Linked DNA regions of Mus musculus: region 1 is linked to region 2. Evidence: chromatin contacts called from ENCODE POLR2A ChIA-PET data. All regions are on one chromosome and are shown on one strand. Each heading gives the region's core, a stretch centred on a gene start or an enhancer-like site at or near the end of the contact. The rest is flanking DNA. Distances are from core to core; before and after follow the strand shown.

Region 1 (6,520 bases), core at 2,623-5,122, 280 kb before region 2:
GATCTCTGCTACCTACTCCTAGTTCAGTGACTACCTCTGAGAATGAGCCACTGGGGCCTACTGCAGGCAGGTTTGACCCCTGCTTCCTATTCTGGCTCAGTACCTCAGTTCCTTCTCCTTGCTAGGAGCTCAGGGTTCCTCCACCAGAACTCTGCATGTCATAGAAAGAAATATAATTATTATTTACCAAAGTTAAAGGCTATCACCTTACTCACAAGCTTTCCCATAAGGGAAATTTCCACTGAATTCCAAGAGAGGGAAGAAAAGAAGTTGCAAGCCCCAGCTACACCAAGCAGCCACACATGGATCCCAGCCCCCCAAGTCTTCAAAAGGAGCCCCCACAGTGTGACGTGCAGGAGGCTTTCTTCCTATAAAGCCAAGTGTTGCCCTGCCTTTCTGTTGGCTCTGTTACTTGGAATCTTCCTGAAAAAGAGTAAAGAATGGCACACCACTTCTGCTGTCCTGGAAACCAACAGTACGTCCCTGTCCACTGTGGAGGCCCCCTAGAGATGCTCAGTGGCCCTCAGCTCCCCTAAGATCCCTTGAAGATCAGCCCAAGACTGACAGCTCTCAGAAACTGCTCCTAAGCATCCACGGAAGAACCTGATTCAGAACTCAAACATAAACAGATAAAATAACCCTCAGTCCCGAGCTAGAAGTTGCTGAACTTTACATTTTTGCATACTCTTTCTGGACAAAGCAAACAAACCAACAAAACCCGACTTTATAGTAAGATCCTTCTTTTTATCTCCTAAGGCCCCTGGCTCAGAGCCTCTGCCACAAAGTAGCACACAAAGAAAAACTGAACGTGACTGCTCAATAAAATTGCCACTTACTCTATTTAAAAGGAAGACATTAGGGTCGCCCTGGCCATTATCTTCAGAAATAGCATTTCAACCCACAAGAGACCCTGTCACTGTTACCAACTGAAAGATGTCTTTACTCAATTCTGTACTCGGTTCAGAGGTTCCTCAGCTTTGCAGGGAGCAGTGTAACCCACAAGGATTCAGAGACACACAAAGGAGAAGTCTCAACTACAAAGCAACCAAGTATGAGAGGAAAGCTACACACAAAGATGATTCCTGCAGCATCACACACCATGCCAAAGCATGGATAAACATTCCCAATGACAGGATGATCACGGTCCCTTGAAGGCACACCCAGAATCATCCCAGAACCTGCACCAACCATGGCGACCGACACAGCTCTGCAATCCCAGCACCTGGAAGTTCAAGACGATCCTCTGCTAGACAGTGAGTCTGAGGCTAGCCTGGGCTACATGAGATCCTATATCAATATATCAATATATATATATATATACACACACACACAGGTTTGGTGGTATTTTAATAACAATATTTCAAAACTATTAAAATATGTTTAAGAAGCAATATAAAAGTACTAGAATTGTGATTTTATATTAGCAGAGGGCACCACTGTTAAATCTCCTGTTGTAGTTTAAGGCCAGTATAAAGCGCATTCACACTGCTGATATCAGTATAATCTTAAAAAAAAAAAAAAGAAAAGAAAAGAAAAGGAAAGAAGAAGAAGAAGAAGAAGAAGAAGAAGAAGAAGAAGAAGAAGAAGAAGAAGAAGAAAAGAAAAAACTACTTTGGAAATCTATTTGACAGTATCATCTAATCTAAACACTAGCTCAGAACTCCTAAACTTTGCTCCTATTCCCAATAGACATGTATGCACATACATGGACTCAAAGTCCCATCCTAAAATGAATTAAGTGTGGTACAGTCTCACAATGGAATACTACACAGCCGTTAAAAGGAATTGTCTCCCCAAACCTTGGCTTTCTCCCCATCTAGACCCTTCCTCTTCCATCCTCCCTTGTAAAAAATGTCTCCTAGTTCCAGGACAGCCAGGGCTATACAGAGAAACCCTGTCTCGAAAAACCAAAACCAAACAAACAAACAAACAAACAAGAAAGATGTCTCCTGAGCTCCAGTACACATAAGATCATCAACCTAGTTTTTGATGTAGCAATGCCTGTAGTTTCTTTGTAGCCAGTTTGGGCAACATTTTTTTTTAGACTTTTTTTTTATATATATTTTTATTAGGTATTTTCCTCATTTACATTTCCAATGCTATCCCAAAAGCCCCCCATACCCTCCCCCCCACTCCCCAACATTTTTTTAAAAAGTACTTTTAGGCACTGGGAGTGGAGCCCAATGGTAAAATACTTATTTAGCAGGACTGAGTTGGAACCCCAGTACTAAAAACAATCCTTGCTTTTAAACTTGAAGGGTCTTTCCCCCCCCCCTTTAATCTCTCTCCTTTGTGCACTTGCAAGCTCTGATTTCTGTAGTCTTTCCTTGTCTCCTGTCGCTCCCCCCAATTCCACCCCCTCCTCCCAACCCCCAACCCACACCCATCTCCAGAACTCACTTTTGCCATAGTAACTCAGTCAACTAGCACGACCTGTGGAGGAGGCAACCCTCGCTCAGAAAGATCACCAAAGGCCCCCGTGGAAGCTAAATGAATTCCCAGCTAAGTGAATGTCTGCACGGGCAGACAGACACTCCTCCATCCTCACCCTTTTTAATCTCCCCAATCAACTGACACACTTTCCCGCAGCCGCCCTGCTCAGCACTTTCCCAAAATTTAGCTGTAAAACAACCGAAGGTTGATTACGTGTCTTCTCACTATCTATCTATCCCTCTTACCCGAGGGAAGAGACAGAAACAGCAGCCGCTCGGTCCCGGAGATGGTTTTTGTGGAGAGGTGGGAGCGTTGTTGATGGCATAATTTTATTATTATATGAAAAGCCAATGACTCATGAATTTTAAAGTATATTGATGTGTATTACATCCAACTTTTAAAATAAAACTTAAATAGATTAAACATTGAAGAGCCCAACAACTTACTGGAGAGCGATGCACGAAATGAGAAACAAGATAACTAAGTACCGCATAAAAGCCAACTCTAACAAACTCGCAATTAACGCAAGGAGGCTTTGGTTCCCAAGTAGCCCAGGTGACAACCAAGGTCACTGATCCGGGGGATTGGCATTCCTGATTAGTCTTGGGCTCTCGGTCTGATTCCATACTTTAATTAGACGAACGGAGAGGCACCTCGGGAGAGAAGTGCAGAAAACAAGCGCTGGGGGACGCCACAGAACATTGCCAACGCGAACAACGAGGCCTGCGCCGGGTCAGCCGCGCGGAGTCAGCTCAGGCCGGACCGCCCGCGAAAAGTTGCCTTTGAAAGTTGCAAAGGGACCTGGTGAGGGGGGATGAGACTCACCAGCTCCGCGGCTCCCGAGCGCGGGGTTTCCCACGTACCTGCGCGACCAAGTGTGCCCCGGGACGCTGCCACCCGTCCTGCTGGACCTGACACTGCAGGTCCTCAGGAACTCAAGCAGGTCCCGGAGCTTAGGGCGGCCCCTAAAGGCCGCACCCACCCCTCCCCCACGCCCAGACCCTGCAACACCAGCTAGGGCCACCTGCCGCTCCGGGACCGGGATAAAGGAGCACTAATCGCCGCTTCCTACTGCCAGAGGGTACACCAATCTTACCCTGGGACGCCTCGGAAAAGGGCGCTGCACTGCACTGCACTGCACTCCGGCTCCGAAAGGACGGCTTAGTATCAAAGGACCAGCGCGCCCCACTCCAGGTCGGGAGGCGCCGCCCCCTCGAGCGCCAGCGGTGATCCCAGGCGACTGCTAGCCAAGGCAACCCCACGGACCTTCCCAGGGCAATCTCAGGGCCAGTGTCGCCGTGCGCTCCAGCACGCGCCAAGAGTGTGAGGCTGGGCACCCTGTTGGCTCAGGGTAGAGTCGGAGTTCAGGCGCCCCAGATCGTCCCTGCAGGGGACAGGAGCGCAGCGTTGCCACTACTCACCTCCAGCGCCGCGAATCTGGAGCTGGCACAGGGCGGGCGGCTCGCGGGGAGGGACCGAGAAGCGCTGGGCGGGGCCTCGGGCAGCGCCAGACTCAAACCCCAGTTACACTAGATCGCGGAGCAGAATCCTGCAGTGGCCGTGCAAGAGTAACTTGCGGCTGCCGGGAGCCACCGAGTGCAGGGACACAAACCGGCTGCAGCTCTAACCGAGAAGTCCGCAAGGCACCGCGCGCTCTTTGTACCCGAGAGCCGGCCGTGGAGAGCCCAGTGCGCCTGCGCGCCGCCGCGACTCTCCTAGGCGCACCTCCACACCACTGGTTCCTACCCGCCCGAGCGACCCTCCCATTCGCCCTGGAGGGGGTTCGGTGCGAGCAAGTTTTCGACCTTGGGAGCTGGGCGCGCCAGGAGCAGAGTAGCACCCTAATAGCGCCTGTTACCGGGCGCCGTTAAGACGTTGGCTTGGGAACCTGAATGGAGTAGGAGACTCGAGGTTTCAAGTCCGCTCTGGAGCCGATGGAAAGTTCCAGCCAACTAGCAAGCCGCAGGGACCTAGATTCATTCCTTCCAGCACTCCTAGCAGAGTGAGGAGTCTGGAGTCCAAACTGACAAGGCCTGGCTACAGGGTGTGGAGCACAAGAAAGAAGTCACTTGTCCCTAAAAGCTTCATCAGAAGAAAGGGCAGTAGATCCACAAGAGATGAGTTGGGAACTGAGGCACAAGTCCTCTTTCAAGAAGATGGCCAAAGACAGAGAGTCCAGTGATCAAAAACAACATAACTGCTGGGGAACATAACAGAAGCCTGGAAGCCGGGCAGTGATGCTGCATGCCTTTGGTCCCAGCACTTGAGAGGCAGAGGCAGGCGGATCTCTGAGTTCCAGGCCAGCCTGGTTTACAGAGTGAGTTCCAGACAGCCAGGGCTACACAGAAAACCAAAAAGAGAAGAAAGGGGGTGGGGAGAAGAGGAGGAGGAAGAGGAGGAGGAGGAGGAGGAGGAGGAAGAAGAAGAAGAAGAAGAAGAAGAAGAAGAAGAAGAAGAAGAAGAAGAAGAAGAAGAAGAAGAAGAAGAAGAAGAAGAAGAAGAAGAAGAAAAAATCTGGAGCGAGGAGGATCCTTTGCTAAATAGCAAGTTCCAGGCCAGGCTGAGCTATATGAAAAATGGGTATTGCTAAAACAACCATAAAGACAGATTTGAAGGTTCTGATCGTCTCGATTGTTTCGTGCCCACTCCACCACACACACACACACACACACACACACACACACACACACACACACACACACAGCACCCCTTCTCCTAGACCAGACTGTTAGAACAAGCAAAAGGCAATGGGTAACAGAGCAAAAGGTCTCCTCCTGGGAACCTCAGTTTCTACATGGGTTAAGAGGGTCCTTGGATTCAGTAGATGGTGTGGGAGACACCACTCATACAGGATAATTCCTGAGAAACGTGCTTACAGGGAGAGGATCGGAACCATGGGATTCCTGTTTTTCAAATGTCCTCACCTGGCTAGCTAGACTGCTCAGTCAGTGGGCTGTAAGTTCAGGAAGACTGGCTGCCTTAGTAAATAAGGTGGGAAGCCGTCCAGGAAGACATCTGACTTCAAGTTCTGGCTTCTACATGCTCACATGAGTATATATGTTCATCTGCACACACTAGTGTGCCTACACATGAACATACATACATACACATGCAAAAAAAATAGTTTGTAATGCCTACCCCTCCAGAATTCCAAGTCTTGACTTCCCCTTCATTTCTCCCTCCTTACATTTACTCAGCAAGCATTAAACATATAGGATCTCAAAGAGTGGGCCGATGTGATCAATAAAACACAGCAGGCCCAGTGTGGTAGTGCAAGTCTTTAGCCGCAGCACTTGGGATACAGAGGCAGATGCATCTCTGGGGGTTCAAGGCCAGCTTGGTCTCCAGATTATTCAATGCTACACAGTGAGACCTTGTCTCGGGGATGAAAAATAGATTCAATTTTCAGATTTATATTTGAAATTTTATCTTTGATTTACTCATTCTTTTACATTAAAGCCAATTGACACATCATTTAACTCACCCTCACTGTGCACAGTTGGGGGGTGTTTGAGTGTATTCAGAAGTACCACTCATTGTACCCTGCAAAGAAACCCCACAGCCATCAGCAGCCTCCCCTCCCCTCCCCTCCCCTCCCCTCCCCTTCCCTCCCCTCCTCTCCCTTCCCCTCCCGTAGCTCCTGGCAACCACTAAACTGTTTACTTTCTGTCTCTAAGGTTTGCCTGGTTTTTGTTTCCTATGAATGAAAACATAGCGATATGAAGGCTCTGAAAGCTGGGGCCTCTTTCCCTTGGAATAACACCTGAAGGTCCATCCAGGCTGTAGGATACCCCATCCCCTCTGCAGCTCCCCGCAGTGAGACAGGACTGGGAATGACCTAAAGAGAACACCAGTCTTTAGAATGGAATGGTTCACAGAGGGAGGCAATTCTTGGAAGTGCAACATGCAAAAAACAAACAAACAAACAAAAATCAGTGATGTGCTGGTCTTCCAGAGAAATTCTAACCCATCAAACAAGTACTCTGTGCGTGCATAGGTCTTTTTTGTTTGTTTGTTTGGTTGGTTGGTTGTTGTTGTTTTTCAAGACAGGGTTTCTCTGTGTAGCCCTGGTTGTCCTGAAACTCAT
Region 2 (7,036 bases), core at 408-2,907:
AGTCAATGTTTTCCAGTGGATTCAGAGTTCTTTTTACCATAATGATAATCACATTTAGAACATTTTTATTACCATAAAAATACATGGTGCCCACTAGCAGGGACTATTAAACCCCTAGTCCTTAGGAGTCACTAAGCTGTTTTCTGTATCTCTAGATTTGCCTGTCATGGACATTCTTCTATATTAATGGACTTGCATAATGTATAGTTTTTATGAATGGATTTATTTTTAGCACATCTTTGAGATATGCTTATCTGGTAGCAGGTAGCCAGTACTTTGTACCTGTTTTTCACCAATTAATTTTTCCAGTCTGGATATGTGGCATTTTGTTTGTCTATCAGTTGATGGGTGTTTAGAGTACATTGAACACCCAATGTATATAACTTATTAAAACCTCATTTTGAGGGGCTGGAGAGAGAGCTCAGCATTTAAGAGCACTGACTGCTCTTCTAGAGGTCCTGAGTTCAATTCCCAGCAACCATATGGTCGTTCACAGCCATCTGTAATGGGATCTGATGCCCACAGAGCAATGCTTGCTAGCCCCTCTTAAAGCCTGAAATTAAACATGGTCAAAACACATAAAAAGATGCTCAGTTTTGTTCAAATCCAAAGAAATACAACTGATGATCACATTGAGGTACTATTTTGTATTTAATTGGGAAAAAAATTCATGTCTGCTAATATTGACATTACACCAATATGATCTCTTACATTGTTGGGAAAATGTATGACTGTCTCAAAATGAAACAAAACAGCAACACCTGAAAACAATTGACAGGAAATTCAGTAGTGAAGCTGGAAATCCAGCAAACCCCAAGAGAGTATACATTGAATGGTACTCTTTTTTATGAAATTGAAAAACAAACAATGGTCAATGTTATTTATGTGCGTGTGTATAAGGACAAACCATAACAAACACATAAAGGAATGTTCAGTATTCCCAAGAAGATTCATGATTATAGTTAGTATTCTAGGCTGGGGTAGAAGAGATGCAATTTAATGTTTTTGGGTTAGGGTACTATCAAGGAATCCACTATAAACACACACAAAGGAGTCCAGAGACTAATGAGAATATTATGAACCAATAAATACAATTATTGATCTGAGTTTACCTTATGTCCAAGTAAAGGAGAAAGAAAAATAAATAAAACTATTACATTGTAAAAGATGAGATAGCTATAATACATAATTATCATTGTAGAATAATTATAATATATAGCATGACTTCACAATTACTCTTTTCCTTGTGAATGAAAGAGATGGACTTCATGAGAATAAAAAAAAAATGGCAACTTGAAAAATGTCTGTCCTGTGGTGAAGCTGCCCAAGCCTAATAGGTGTTGCCTCAGCCCAAGCAACAGACAGTGGCTAACAGCTGGAGCCCACTACAGCTTCGAGGCAAGGGAGCTCCTAGCGTCCTAACAGCAAAGTGCAGTTTGGCCCACGGGCAGAGGGCACGCCCCTAGAGCGTGCTTCACACCCGGGGGGTGTGTCCCTCTCTATAAGGGGCGTGTCCACTGTGCGTGGGGGTGTATCTATCTCTGCGTAGGGGCGTGCCTCCCCCGGGAAGGCGTGTCTAGTTTGAATAGTGGCGTAGCTGGAGGGCGGGCTGGTTCCTCAGAGGCCTGCTCCGCGACGCGTTGTGGTGACATCATCAGCCCCGCGCCGACTGAATCCTGTCGCGGAAACGCGACTGGCGGCAGCTCTTTAGTTCTGGAGTCACTGGTGTCCTGCTGGCGGCATGTTACCTGCTGTGAAAACTGTGGAGGCGGAAGAAGAGTACGCGGAGGATTGTCCTGAATTGGTCCCCATTGAGACCAAGAACCAAGAAGAGGAAAATCTTGACTTCATCACTAAGATTCCAGTCACAATTGTCACCGGGTACTTAGGTAATTAAGGGGGGCTGCCGTGTCTCCTCAGGCACCCGGGCCTCCTGGCCGAGGACGAATCTTCGAGGTAGGGGCTGGGGCCTCTCTTCTAGCATTTTCAAAGGTAGTTTTGAAACTCAGACTCACCTAATGTTATGGTCTCTTGATTAAGTTGTCTTTCATTTGTGAAGCTCATCTCCCCTCAGTTTAGAGTAGAAATAATAAAGTCATCTGAGTTTTCTCATTAAAAAACAGAAAAACAAAAAACCAAAGCAAAACAAAGCCAAATGGTCTATTGTTATTAAAGGATGCCCTGGTCAAGGAAAAAAAAAAAAAAAGAAAGAAAAAGAAAACAAAGATGCCGACTGTAGATTGCCTGACACCTTGCTTAGTGGATTCCATTTCACAGGAACCAAACTCTTCCAGCCATTAGTGACAAGTCCTAAACTGTGCCCTCCCCTTTTGAGGTCCGCTTGGAAAGCACTGTTAAGAGATTGATTTAGAGTAAGACCTTTGTTTTGGGAACTTTCCTAAGCTGGGGGTCTTGAGGGTGCACCTCGGGGGTGTGGTCCTTGGAAAACACAGATTTGTGAAACACGGTGCAGTTTTCTGAAGATCAGTCCACGTGCTTATTTTTTGTTGGAAATGTCTAGATATCCTTTTAAAGCATTACAGTTAACAGCAACAACAAGTAAGTGGCTGAAAATGTGGACAAATAAAAATTGTGGAAAAAATATGAATCAAGTGGTACTCTCATTCCTGTGTGTTGCAACAGACAAGTTGAATCTCGGTGCACCCTTTAGATACAACAAAGAAATCACTGTTGTCTCCACACCACCAGGTTTTGTTTGTTTGTTTGTTTGTTTGTTTGTTTTTCCCCTTCTAGAGTCAGACCAAGGATATTCTAGATTTTACTTGGGCTTCATTTTTATAAAGGAATAACGTTTTGGATTCAGATGCTATTCTATAGAATCAGAGCAAATTTCCTGGTCCAAAGAACATACTTCAGAGTTGGCCCTTGGCCTTTCTGCATTTGGCTTACTGATAGATGAAAGGGACAATACAGGTAATGGCCTGAAGCTCTGAGATCAGGACTAACTCCACCAACCTCCTTGTTCCTGACTGAACCTAGGGGACAGCTGGCCTCCTGTGTCTTTTTTTAAATTTTGATATACCGGGAACACTGTTCCACTAGCCTCCACATTTTCGTTGTTTTTCAACCTATTTCTCTGGCTTCCATCCTTCAGATTCACTTCTGTATAGTTTTTAGTTTAATGTCTTACAGGCATTTCCATACTTAACATGTCCAACACTCTGGACACTAATAATTTCTCAAATCCTGCTCCTGAGATTCCCAACCATCTGCAACACTAACAATATTTCCTCCTAACTCTGGTAGTCCTGAGTCTCCCTGCTCCTTAATATATCTTGGTGCTAGCCCTACCTTTCACCAAAGTGTTGCTTGATTGTCACATCCTTTAGTGGGTTCTACTTGGGTGAAAACTTAAGTTCCTTAGCAGGAATTCAAGGACTTCTATGATCTGGTTCCTTCCTAACCCTCTAGCCTGTCAGATGGCCCAACATATTGAATTTACTTCTTAAGTGGTTTCAGCCTTCCTAATGCTGTAACTCTTTAATATAGTCCCTCATGTTCTGGTTAACACCCCCCCCCCACACACACACACACCATAAATTATTTTTGTTGCTACTTCATAACTAATTTTGCTAATGTTACAAATTATAATATAAATATCTGATTTGTAGGATAGTCTTAAGTGACTCCTGAAAATCATTTGACCCCACCAAAGGGGTCAGGACACAAAGGTTGAGAACCGCTATCTTATAGGTACTGCTTGGAATACTTCTTCCTGTAACTACTCCACCTAGCTCGCCCTTTTAAGTTTTCCATAGCATTTTGTATGTCTCCTATTAAATGATCAACCTGCAACAAAATAACTTTCTAATTTGTTTCTAGCTCCTCCACCATCTTCCCCTACTTAACATTTTTAAGGTCCATGGAGGCAGAAACTTCAATTGGGTGCATGCTAGATACTTTTGAATGAATGTGAATTATACTGCAATGTCTTTTTCTTCATAATGTGGTTAATTATTAAGCCCTAAAAGTTCTCCAGAGAAAATCTCTTATATCCATGGCTTTCAACTTTCCCATTGGCCTGTACATAATTATGTTCAAGGCCTCCTGTTTTAAAAATTTCCTCATTGTTCTGTGTTCTTAGATCTGTCTCTCCTGCACGTCACCCAGTTACATTGAGCTTTCTAAAGTATCTTAAAGTATCTCTTCAAAAACTTTTAAAATGAGTATGACCTAAAGTATTGAAGATATTAGTACCTTGTTATTTCCTTACTATCTCCTGGTTATACCCTATGAAATTTGCAAATGTATTTTAGTAGATGTGCAAACTATGTGTAAAAACATTTTAGCATTATTGCTTGTAACAGTGAAATATTGAGGACAACCGTAATGGCTACCTACATAAAAATGAATGATTTATTCCAATAATTGAACTGCTGTGCAGCTAAGATATTGTTTAAAGGTATTTTTTTAAAAACGTATTTCATTATGAACTTGAGAATTTTTGGTTCACAAGATTATGTTTTTCTTCTGCTTGAGATGAACAAACTAGGTTTGTTACGCCACCTGCTGGATAAAGTTAGTGTAGTCTTAGGAATTTCTCTACTGATAGTCTGTTGTGTATACTTACTACCTCTGTACTCTGTTTCATAAAATCAGTGTTATAGTAATAGACTGCTTGAGCATACTAAAAGTAGCTATATAGTCAACCTGAATTTATAGCTAGTTTGTGGTTGTTGAAATAGGTTGAATAAGTTTAGAGAAATAACTATTAAGAAAGCATCATGAAAGAAATCGACATTTTTTTTAAAATAGGTGACTTTTCTTAGAAGTTATAATTCATTAAGTTTTTATTGAATATAAAATTTAAACAACCTTTATTGCTGTATAAATTATGAAGATATTATTTTAGTCATATTAAGTTAGAAAACTGACTCAACTTGTAAGATTGTTTATAATTACTTACATATATAAGTAATAATTTCAAAGTTTTCAAAGATTTTTAAAATTTCTTCTCTAAAGCCCTCTGTTCTGATTTTAAGTAAAGAAAAATGGCACATAAATTTTTGTTTTTGTTTTGTTTTTTTGGTTTTTTGAGACAGGGTTTCTCTGTGTAGCCCTGGCTGTCCTGGAACTCACTCTGTAGACCAGGCTGGCCTGGAACTCAGAAATCCGCCTGCCTCTGCCTCCCAAGTGCTGGGATTAAAGGCGTGCGCCACCACTGCCCGGCTACATAAATTCTTAGAAACACTAAGATATTTTACATTTTTTGTTTTCTCAAAATTAGTCTTTGACCTTTATTGCTTTAATATATTATATAGGTGCTGGAAAGACAACACTTCTGAACTACATTTTGACAGAACAACATAATAGAAAAATAGCAGTGATTTTAAATGAATTTGGAGAAGGTAAGTGAAGCTTAATGACTGTTATGTTGCAGTAATGTTTGGGACCCTTTATTTTACTGCTAGATTGATGCTCTGTACTTAAAGATAAGATTGGATGGTATTACGATATGAAGCCACTCTGAATAGTTATCAGAAAAATAGGATTAATTTTTATTAACCTAGCCTGGAGTTTGTAGTGTAGTGGCAAAAGACAACAAGAGAGACCCTGCCTCCAGCAGGTGAGAACCAAACTCTAAAAGTTTGACCTCCACACATAGTCCATCTGCATCAAACATGACACCCCCCCCACACACAAATAAGTAAAATATGTTTAAAGAGATCGATTGATTGTGGTGCAATGTTTCCTGTATGCCAAGGAAGTTCTGCTTCTCTGAGCTATGCTTTAAGGAAGGATTCTAATGGTGCTTTGCTAGCTTTTTATTAATTGATATTTTATTATACACTGATTATTTTTACTTTTTATTTCTTACTGTTTACTTTATTTTGTAGTTTTTATGGTTTTTGCCTTTTGCAACATCTCCTGAACTTTCTCTTTATTAATATTGGATGTAGCTTAGTATTATATAATACTCTATCATCATCCAACTAAAACAAGAAATGAAAATATATATTTTTTGTTTTGTTTGCTCTTTAAAACTTTTCCCTGGCATTGGTACATTGTATGTAAAACATCTAAAATCATTCTTATGATAAACATCTCATGTGTATTTACTTCCTAGGTAAACCTTACTATAAGACTTTTTTATTTGACTCAAAGCTTAATTTTTAAATGGCTACATGATACTTTGGCCAAAAACCTTTGTGAGAATGAAGTCAAGTCTTACTGCATATTTAGAATCCTGAACAGTCTTATAACAGGAACCACCAATTTAATATGGAATTAAAAGAAAACAGTCTCATAAGAGAAGAACATAAATTCCTTGTAAAAAGAACATAAAAAACCCAGTGTTTAAAAGTATCTCAGTATATTTAGAAAGTTGACAGTAAATGAGATGAAAAATGTTTTCAGGGTAGTCCTTTTATTAAAAAATATGAGCCGGGCATGGTGGCACACGCCTTTAATCCCAGCACTTGGGAGGCAGAGGCAGGCGGATTTCTGAGTTCAAGGCCAGCCTGGACTACAGAGCGAGTTCCAGGACAGCCAGGGCTACACAGAGAAACCCTGTCTCAAAAAAAAAAAAAAAAAAAAAAAAAAAAAGAACTGGGCAAGTGAGAGTCCTAAGGAGGATAGAATTATATTTTTCAGTTTTAGAATTGTCTTCCTAGGAACTTAAATTATTTAATATTGTATGAATATATTTTATGTAAATAAGTGATTTTTGCCTGCATGTATGTTTATATACCACATGAATGCTTGGTGACTATGGAGGTCACAGATGGTTTTAGATCCTCTGGAACTAGAGTTATAGCCAGTTACGAGCTGCCATATGGGTGCTGAGAACCAAACCGAGGTCCTCTGCAAGACCAGTAATTGTTCTTGACCTCTGAGCCCTTTTTTCAGCCTCTATTCATTTAATTTAAAAAAATATATTTTTATTTCTGTGTGTGTGTGTGTGTGTTTGTGTGTGCACGTGCGTGTGTGTGCGTGTGTGTGTATGTGTGTGCGCGCGTGCGCGTGCAGGCCCTTGGACCTTAAGTCCCCTGGAGCTGGAGTTATAGGTAGTTGT

What was found. ChIA-PET counts read pairs that join two places held with the same protein, here RNA polymerase II (POLR2A).
Region 1: POLR2A ChIA-PET joins it to region 2 with 11 read pairs in Patski. The contact joins the promoter of Kank1 here to the promoter of Cbwd1 in region 2. POLR2A ChIA-PET finds 5 or more read pairs at or near these places in 2 of 5 experiments (Patski and embryonic stem cell).

The regions. Positions count from the first base shown.
Region 1 is chr19:25,234,327-25,240,846 of GRCm38, reverse strand. Kank1 (KN motif and ankyrin repeat domains 1) reads right to left here and starts at 3,872. Exons shown (of 14, transcript NM_181404.6): 1 at 3,530-3,872.
Region 2 is chr19:24,956,237-24,963,272 of GRCm38, reverse strand. It overlaps Cbwd1 (COBW domain containing 1), which reads left to right and starts at 1,657. Exons shown (of 15, transcript NM_146097.3): 1 at 1,657-1,889; 2 at 5,283-5,369. The coding sequence starts at 1,742.